Linked DNA regions of Homo sapiens: region 1 is linked to region 2. A link is an interaction called in ENCODE POLR2A ChIA-PET data of the cell type or tissue named here. Cell type or tissue: MCF 10A. All regions are shown on one strand.

What was found. Peaks named below come from ENCODE experiments on the same cell type or tissue, not always from the same donor. Only the 100,000 strongest peaks of a DNase experiment are listed, where the experiment ranks them.
Region 1: POLR2A ChIA-PET joins it to region 2 with 6 read pairs; 1 of 35 experiments calls an interaction of 5 or more read pairs at or near these places.

The regions. Positions count from the first base shown.
Region 1 is chr3:190,035,968-190,040,967 of GRCh38, forward strand. The region is part of intron 1 of P3H2 (prolyl 3-hydroxylase 2); the gene reads right to left. Among named protein-coding and RNA genes, the nearest start is that of P3H2, 82 kb to the right of the region's middle. In MCF 10A, no CTCF peak of the experiment used is centred here; a DNase peak (open chromatin) is centred at 2,294.
Region 2 is chr3:190,343,192-190,348,191 of GRCh38, forward strand. It overlaps a transcript of CLDN16 not described here. Among named protein-coding and RNA genes, the nearest start is that of CLDN1, 23 kb to the left of the region's middle. In MCF 10A, no CTCF peak of the experiment used is centred here; a DNase peak (open chromatin) is centred at 2,150.

The DNA of each region.
Region 1 (5,000 bases), 310 kb before region 2:
AGGGTCCCTGGAAACCATTTGTTAGTTGGATGAATATTTCTGACCAGTTATTTTATTCAATTGCAAGAATTGTCTCTACTTCTGCACCATTTGGTTTCCCATTTTGCCATATTCAGAATGAAATTTTTTCTTCTGAAAGTCTCAGTTGCCACCACCATCTCCTTCCCACTTCTGTTGTTCTCTAAAATGAAGTCACAGTTTGTCTCCCTTTTTTGTATAACCACATCACTCTGCCTTTTCTCCCAAACTTTCTCATTTTTCAGTTAGTCTCAAATTTCTGATTTGAGAATTTTGCTCTTACCTAATGATGCATTCCACATATTTCTTGTGTCTCCAAAGGAATGGTAAATCATACATATAGACTTCATACATGTTTGAATAAATACAACAGTATTGAAAGCCCATCAAAAGGAAGTCCAAGGGAGTGATCAAATTATTTTGCACCTTAGAATTTTGTGCAAATGACTATGCCTTAATAATTAATAACATCTAAACTGGTATATCACTTTATAGTCGACATGATAATTTCATTCTTAACGTAATCTTGTGAGATTATTATTTAAAATCTCCATTTTAAAAAAAATTAACATTGAGTCTTAAAGGAATTATGACTTGCTTAAGATTGCATGATGGCAAGACAGAAATTAAAACTCATAATCTAATGTCAAATCACATTCATTTCCACTTTTCTTTTTCTCCCTCAGTCTCACTCACTGAGTCTACCTTTGACTTCAATTATAAGGAAACAGAATTAGTTCCCCCAAGTTCCCTCTGTAGAATCTGACAAAGACCAGGGACACCCTCTGCTCTGCCCTTGAGCGATGATCCCTTCTCCTCCACTGTGATGTAAACCAGGCAGCAGCCATGGTACATGAGATACTTACACTGATTCATTTAACAACAAAGGCCTCCAAAGGCATGGAAAAACTGAATCATCATTCTTTGAGAAACTATGTTGGCAACGTTGGAAAGATAAAAATATATATATATATTTACTTGGTAATAGAATAAAATTTTCAATTAACAACAACAACAAAATAGTATCATGGATTGGCACATGCAGAAGCCCAAACAATAGTAATAATGTTTATGTCTGCAAATATTTTATAGTTTATTCTGGCCAATCATATAGCTCATCTCATTTGACACTTAGGAGTGAAGGGATTATCTGCCCATTTCATATATTAAAAAAACATTGTGGTTGGATAACTTGAGATCATATAGCTGGAAAGGAGAGCATTAAGGTGTATAATTTATACCTTTTCAACTTAATTCTAGAATTCTGACACTGCCTTCCCTAAAAGGAGAAGCAAATTATAAGTAAAAATCTATATTAATGATTCTTAACATTACTGGATCATTACTTTTAGAATCTAGTATAAGCTCTAGATTTCTCCCCAGAAAGATGATCACATCTACACAATTTTATGTGCTTCATAGATCCCTAAGCTTCAGGAAAAATATGGACCCTAGGGAAGAATCATTGCTCTGGATAGAGTCTGCAGAAGAAAATAAGATACCGTGGCTCAGATTTTAGCAAATAGTTTGACTTAGTTACCTGAATCAATTCTTGTCCCTTGATGTCAACACGTCAATCTGTCACATCTATTCACCTTATTAGCATGACTCTCTGTTTTCTTTTTACAATTACTGATCAGCATGACTTTAAAGGTCATTTTAAATTACTGACACTTATTTGAGATATGAATGTTAATGATTATATGGTAAGACATTTTAATAAAGTCAATTTATAAGCAATTTAACTATGGCTATTGTGTCTAAAACATTTCTTGCGCCTCCTTTATGTCACATATTGCAGACACTCAATATTTGTTAAGCAAAATAATAGTTTCTTTAAAATGAGACAACAGAATATTTCTATTGCAATGAAAGCATCACACATGGGCTCAAATAACAATATCGATAAGCCATCACCAACATTTATTTTTGTACAAAGCCACTCTCCTGCCTAAGTTGAAACTTCTCCACTGATCTCAAAGATCTCCAAGATCTAATGACAAGCTAATTCACACTGGTGATGAAAACTATCTTTTTAGAAAATCAGCAAAAATAAAACTGAATTAGAAGTTGGTATTGAGATATAACTAAATCTAAGAGAAAATTAGATCAAATTGCTTTTGATTTCCATTCATACTGTTTCACAAAATGCTTATCTACTGTGCCTAACACACTGCAAGTCAAGACCTGTCGCGAGCCGAGATTGCGCCACTGCACTCCAGCCTGGGGCACAGAGCAAGACTAGGTTTAAAAAAAAAAAAAAAAAAAAAACTGTCACAAACAAGGAAACCTGATTGGCTGCAAGCTTCCTGGAGACTATGAGTGAGTAACATGATGAGATAAACAGAACTTTTGGCACTAGAAGTGCTGTGGCCTCTCAGCCTCCTGAGCATACAGTCTTCCTCCAAACACCAGATACACCCCTGCATTATCTCAATCACCCCAGGTGTCCTCCTAGATAAAAACCTAGATATTCAACAAGAAGAACTAACTGCAGAATGAAAAAAAAAAAAAAAAAAAAAAAAGTGAAACCCAAACAGGAGTAGAAAAAAGTCACATAAAATAAAAGCTGATGACTTTTTAGTTCCCTTTCTGCCTAAAGCTCCAGGGATGAAATAAGGATAGAAGCTGGCATTATAGCTAAAAGAAAGTTGGTCCCCTAGGATGCATTAATCACTGAAGCCAGAGGTGGAAATGACTGCAGAGGCCATTTATTTCATCCCCAAGACAAGCCAGAAATATACCTTATAGTTTCCTTCCTAAAGGACATACAATATTTATCATACACTGAATGAAACCATATGCCACAATAATTCACATTTATGGACAAGGCAGAGGTTAAAAGTTTTAAAGAATAAACTGCAGTTAGTATGCTTCATGAAATCCTACTCTTTAACTCTATGTTTAAGAATTGAGGACTGTGGCCAGGTGCGGTGGTTCACGCTTGTAATCCCAGCACTTTGGGAAGCCAAGGCGGGCGGATCACCTGAGGTCGCGAGTTCAAGACCAGCCTGACCAACATGGAGAAACCCTGTCTCTACTAAAAATACAAAATTAGCCGGGCGAGGTGGCATATGCCTGTAATCCCAGCTACTTGGGAGGTTGAGGCAGGAGAATTGCTTGAACCCAGGAGGCAGAGGTTGCGGTGAGCCGAGATCACACCATTGCACTCTAGCCTGGACAACAAAAGCGAAACTCCATCTCAAAAAAAAAAATAAAAAAGAATTGAGCACTGTAAGGAAGGACAATTTTATGGAGCATATGATTGTTGAGTCCTCCACTAATAGTAACAGAATCCCCCAAACGCAACTACCAGCCATAGTTAAATGGCAACTCATGTTTAAATGAAAGCACATATTCAATTTTAATAAGTCTGTACCTTGGTATAATGCTTTGCTTCTCAGTTTGCAAAATTTAATGCATCTAATTCTGATATGATAACTTCATGAAATATAGCATGTGTTATCTTCACAGATGAGAAAACAGGCCCCAAAGATACAAAATTACTAGCTAAGAGTCTTATATATTGTTAATTGCAAAACCGTTGAACCTTTTATTTAAAAACATGTGTTAAGCCCATAGCATGGAGTAACCACTACACAGGGAACCAGGGATATAAAGATAGGGAAAACAAAGTCTTTGCCTTCCAGGCATTCAACATCTACCAAGGAGCATAAAAGAAATGCCCACAAACTCTTAAGTAATATGGACTATGATAAATCCCTCCAAAGGTTTCCAGAACGCATGAGGACTCACAGGAAGGAGGAATCAGTATGAGATTATTCGGGTTGATTTTCTACTGATCATGAGGTCAGTAAGGGGAGAAAATGAGATTTATTGATTCTTGTTTCCCCAGTGAGCCTAGAACACTCTGTAGGTGTTCAGAGTATTGATGGAAAGGAATGAATAATGAATGCATTAAGCTTTCTGTTCCCTGTATTTACTTTCTATGATATTCATTCCTAAAATGATTCACTTTACACTCTAAGAATAAGGAACAGAACAAAAACTCACAGGAATATGGAGAAGTGAGAGCAGTGACTATAGTTGCATTAGATATTTCTTAAATAGATATTTAGCCTTTTAATCTTTTTATATGTAATAATTCAAGATGCGTATCTTCAAGTCCTCAGTAATTGGCATCACACACACACAAAAAACCCGTCTTACACTTTTATCAAATGATATCCAGGCGACCATCAGTTACAGAACAACTGCACATTTGGCTGCATAGATTCCAGGGGAGATTTGAAAAACCTGGGATGAAGATATTTGTAAAGCACCACCAGATATTTAAACAGTTTTTATTGGGTCTATAAACCATTGTGGTACTCATTCGGTCCATAAACCTGGTGTGCACACAGGATTACCTGAGGCTTGTAAGGGAGAATGCCAACTAATGGTTACTGAATCCACCACCTGCAGAATAACTTTGGAAAAGCAGCTTGTTCCATCAGAGTCAAGACACGAGAACACCATCTTTTCATAAAGACATGGAATCTGATCTGACTGGTCATCTAAGGGCACCAGATATACGACTAAAAATGTTCATATTCATCACCTAAGGAAGGTAATGCTTTTATGTTTGCTATCACAAACATAGACAGTAGTGTTTTTCCAGGAATGGTGATAATATTGCCTTAAGTCATTTACATCTTCTGATTTCTTGGTTTCACACAAAGTATCCCTGACTTAAGACAAACTGCATCATTGCCTGTGGAAAGTTATTGGAATAGCAGATACATTGGATACATTTCTGTTATGAACTCTATGCAAAAAATGAGCTGATTAGCATGCAATCCATTCAACAAATATTTAATTTATGATTATGATGTATCAGCTACTACAAAGCTAGTACACATAGTACCAGTTAATTTCCATATGTTGGCGTGTGTGACCTTCAAGAAGGCACTAAAGGTCTGGTATGGTGGTGCACACCTGTAAACACAGCACTTTGGGAAGCTGAGGCAGGCAGATCACTT
Region 2 (5,000 bases):
CAAGTGTATGAAAAAGAGCTCAACATTACTAATAATCAGGAAAATAGATCATAAGCAACTATAAGATACCACCTCACGCCTGTTAGGATAGCTGGTATCAAAAAGACAAGAGATAAAAAATGTTGATCAGGGTGTGGAAGAAAGGGAAGCCTTGTACACTTTTGGGAATGTAGATTGGTACAGCCATAAAAAAAGTATAGAAGTTCCTAAAGAAATTAAAAATATAGCTACTATATGATCCAGCAATATCTCTTTTGGGTATATACTCAAAGGAGATAAAATCACCACCTCGTAAAGATATCTGCACTCTCATATTCATTGCAGCATTGTTCATACAATACCTAAGATACAGAAACAACCTAGGTGTACATCAGTGGATGAATGGATAAAAAATCTATAGTGTATATATACAAAGAAATATTATTCAGCCTTAAGTACAAAGAGATTCTGCCATTTGCCACGACATATATGAATCTGAAGGGCATTATGCTACGTGAAGTAAGTCAGACACAGAAAGAAAAATATCACATGACTTCACTTATATATGGAATCTTAAAAAAATGGCAGGGGAGTCAAATCAATAAAAAGAGATAGAAAATAAAACAGTGGTTATCAGAGTTCAGGTCTGGGGGAGAAAATGGGAAGATACAGGCCAGAGGATACAAAGTAGCAACGTAGGATGAACAAGTTGAAAGATCTAATGTACAAATAGAGACTACAGTAAATAATAATGTACTGTAGTCAAGATTTTTGCTACATGGGTAGATTGTATCTTCACATGTGATAGGGCGAATAATGAATAAATATGTAAGATGATGGATTTGCTATTTTGTTTCACTGCAGCAATCATTTTACTATATACATGTATCATAACATCATGTTGTATAACTTAAATGTGCACAATACATTTTTTAATGAAATGAAATATAAAAAATATAAAAAATAATTTTGAAAAACGCTTTGAAAGCACGTATGAAGAATAGCCATCATTATAAAACACAGAGCTTCCAAATTTCTGTAACTAAATAACACCTTCAGAGAAATTGCTTATATTACCTAAACATCTCTGAATAACTTCTTAAAATTCCCAGAAAAGCCATATGTGGATTTTTATGCATGCACCTCCAAGAAGCTTTAATTATCTTAATCATATTCACTACTGGTATTAAAAGTACTACAGATAAATTGCTATTAAATATTATTTAAACAGTCATTAATATTTGATAGATTTAATGTGTATATAAACTGTTCTTAATTTTCATATAAGTATTATAGAGTAGTGAATAATGTATATTATATATAATTCATAATTATACATAGTACATACTGTATTACATACTATGTATTCTGTAAATGCATTTGTATAAATGTGAAAATATATTAAATGTTAAAATTATATATGTATGTATACTTTTAGTCGACACTTTTATTTTGGCAAAACATTAAGAATTAAATCACTAAATTTTCCTTGTCTTCCATAAAAAAGTAGCATAAGGAAAGCTGTGGAAATAAAAAAAAAAACTAAGGATTCCAGATAATCATGTGATTAGGTTATAGAATAAAGGAGGATAAATGTCTGGAGAAAGAGTTGCAAAAATTAGGCCAAGCTGTAAAAGGGGGTCTTCTTGCTCATGCTAGGAATTTGGTTGGGATTTAGGGACACATTGAATATTGGCAGAGAAGGGTCAGGTAGCTGTATTTTCACACAGATCGATTCAGAGGAAATAATTCTATTTACCCAGAAGTGTAAATAAATGAATAAGATCAGACTTTTACTTAGAAGAGTATGGGGAAAATAGACAAAATTCAGAGACAGAGGAAGAGTTAAGCTAATACCAATGTTAACACTGAAATTTGTAGATTTAAAGGGTAAAGTAATTTGACTAAAGACACCCCTCTCCACCTAACACACACACAGTGCTGCTAGTGAACTCTGTATTAAGCTACAGTTTAAGTTCCTGGTTCTTGTTGTCTTACCAGCTTTGATAGTAACCAGGGAGATAGCTGGCAAGAGCTTCTAGGGGCAGGCAGGCAGGATTTTGGCTCGGATGGATACTACCAGATAAAAGGTCTTTCACAACCTCTTTGTTCATTTTGTGATATTTCTCAGTTTAGGGACTTTCTCTTCTCCTCTTCATATCACACACCCACTGCACCTCAGGAATTTGACTTCTCCTCCCTTAGTTACACATTCTCTCACTGCACTTATGGAATTTGAGTTACTTCCTATCAGGTTTGAATCACCCTATTTGGCAATCCTGGAATTATTTGAAAATGCTCTCATCTCATCACTATTATTTTTCCTCTGTAAACAAGCCTCGTGTTTTTCCAGAGCCTCTTCTTTCAGTTGTGTTAATCTCATATTTATTTTTTACAGGCCTAGCTCCGTCTCTCTTTATCATAAGCAGCATAATGCTCTCTAGAAAGACTCTTTGATGAGGAAAAGGAATTCTGGTTCTAGTTTTGCCACTGATAGGTGTTCAGCTTTGTTTAAATGCTTTACCTCACTGGGCTTCCAGTTATTCATTCGTGAAATACAGGAAGAGGCTAAAATAAACACACTTTGGCAGCTTTCCTTCCTTCTCATAAAATTCTGACTTTCAGTTTGTCCCAGGTAATCTGCCAGTCTATCCATCTGTCCCCTCCTTTAAACTAACAACTGTATGTTTATTACTGTATTGATTACATTGTATTGAAATAATCTTATTCATTTATTTATGTAATATATATAATATTTATTGAGGTAGTGCTGAGCATATGCCAGGGACTGGACTAAACCCAAATAACAAGACTCTTGTAACCAGTCCTTTTAGGTCTTACAGTGTAAGTGACAATACACATGAACATTCAGAAGTGTGATGGAAGTAGCCAAGGATAGAACTGAAGCGTCCTATGGCACGTAAGACAGAGGGATCTTCCTTAACCAGGAAGGAACTCCCTTAAAGAAGGAATTTACACCGAGACCGAAGGAAAGAAACAGAAAAGAAAGTGTTTTAGCAGAGGGAACCACATGTTAGAATGCCTGGAGGTGAGAGAGAATAAAAATTCAAAAGAAGTTCTGTTTGCTTAGGGAAGGAAAAAAAAACTGAAGGAAAAAGAAGTACCATGTAGAGATGTGGGTGTGTGACCAGATTTTGCTACAGGGAATTTTGAACTGTTTTAAAGTTTTGGTCTCTATTCTATGAACAATAAAAATCCTCCGGCAATTTTAAGCAGGATAGTGACCCAGTCATATTTGCGTTTTAACAGTTTTGATCTAGATTCATAATGATGCTGAAATTAAAATAATAACTAAATTTTATTTTATGCTTACTATAGCCAAAACTGTACATTCTTTATGTAAGTTGTCCTAGTATTCTTTACAACAACTATACTAGTTTCTTAGGGATGTGGCAACAAATTACCACAAACTAGGTGGCTTAAAAGAAATTCATTCTCTCATTTTTCTGGAGCCCAGACGTCTGAGATCAGGATACCAGTAAGGTCATAGGCTTTGTCTGAAGGGGATCTTGGGAAGTATCCTTCCCTGCCTTCTCCTAGCTTGTAGTGGTTACTCACAATCCCTGGTGTTGCTTGGCTTGCAGATCCATCACCCCAGCCTCTGCCTTTCCACATGACATTCTCCCCTGTGTCTCCCATTGCCTTCCCTCTGCCCATGTTTCTGTGTCCAAATTGTTCTCTCCTTATAAGGACATCAGTTATTGTATGGCTCACCCTAATCCAGTATTACCTTATTACTTCCGAAAAGCTCCTATTTCCAAATAAGTTCACACGCCGAGGTTTGGGCGGGGGGACACTTTGGAGAACACTATTATTATTTTGGAGGATACTCTTTATCCTCATGCTGTAACTGTAAGATGTTTGCCTAACTGGAGAGGTGAGTGAGGAAACTGAGGCACTATGAAGTTTAAAAATATGTCCAAGGTCACAAAGCTAATATGTGGCAGAGACGATTGACAGAGAGACCAGCTAGGAAACGATTGCAGAGCCATGATGATGGTGGCAATGGGGATGGCAACGTATAGATGATTCTGATAAATATTTTTAGAGTAGACTCAATAACATTTGTTAATAATTTTGATGTGATGAGAAAGTAGGGAGGAGTCAAGAAAAACTACCAGTTTTTCTGGGTAGACCTCCTATTTATAGTGCTAGAAAACACTGGACAAAAGGATAGTTTTAGAGAGAAAGGAGAAAAATTCAGAGATGCCAGTGCTGAGTTTGAAGTGCCCAAGGAACATATAGTTATAAATGGATATAACGATCTGGCACTCAAAAGAAAGGTCTGTGTTAGACCATCAGAAAATTGTAGCATTCATTCATCATTACTAAATACTTATGAGTGTCTGCCACATGTCAATTATTATCTTAGGTATCAAGGACACAGTTGTGAATAAGATAGGCAAGTTCCTGCCCTCATGGAAATGTCATTCTTGATGGGGGAGACAGATAATAAACAACAAAGATAAATAAGACAATTTCAACTAGGCATGTCTGCTGTGTAGACAATAAAAAGAGGTGATATGAAAGTCAATGATTGGTACAGATTACCTTCTTCAGTTTGGAGGATGAAAGTAGGTTTCTCTGAAGTGGCGACAAGTGAGCTGAGACCTGCATGATATGAGGTGATTTCAGGGATCTAAGTGCACAAAAGCCCAGAAGCAGTGATGATCTTGTAGTTTGTAAGGAACAGAAAAAAAGGTCTGTGGCTGGAGCATAGGGAACCTAGTGGTGGTACAGGGCGAGGAATCGGTAGAAGATGAGACCATGGGCTGGGCGCGGTGGCTCACATCTGTAATCCCAGCATTTTGAGAGGCCAAGGCAGGTGGATCACGAGGTCAGGAGATTGTGACCATCCTGGTTAACAAGGTGAAACCCCGTCTCTACTGAAAATACAAAAAAAAAAAAAAAAAAATTAGCTGGCACGGTGGCACTTGCCTGTAATCCCAGCTACTCGGGCGGCTGAGGCAGGAGAATTGCTTGAATCTGGGAGGCGGAGC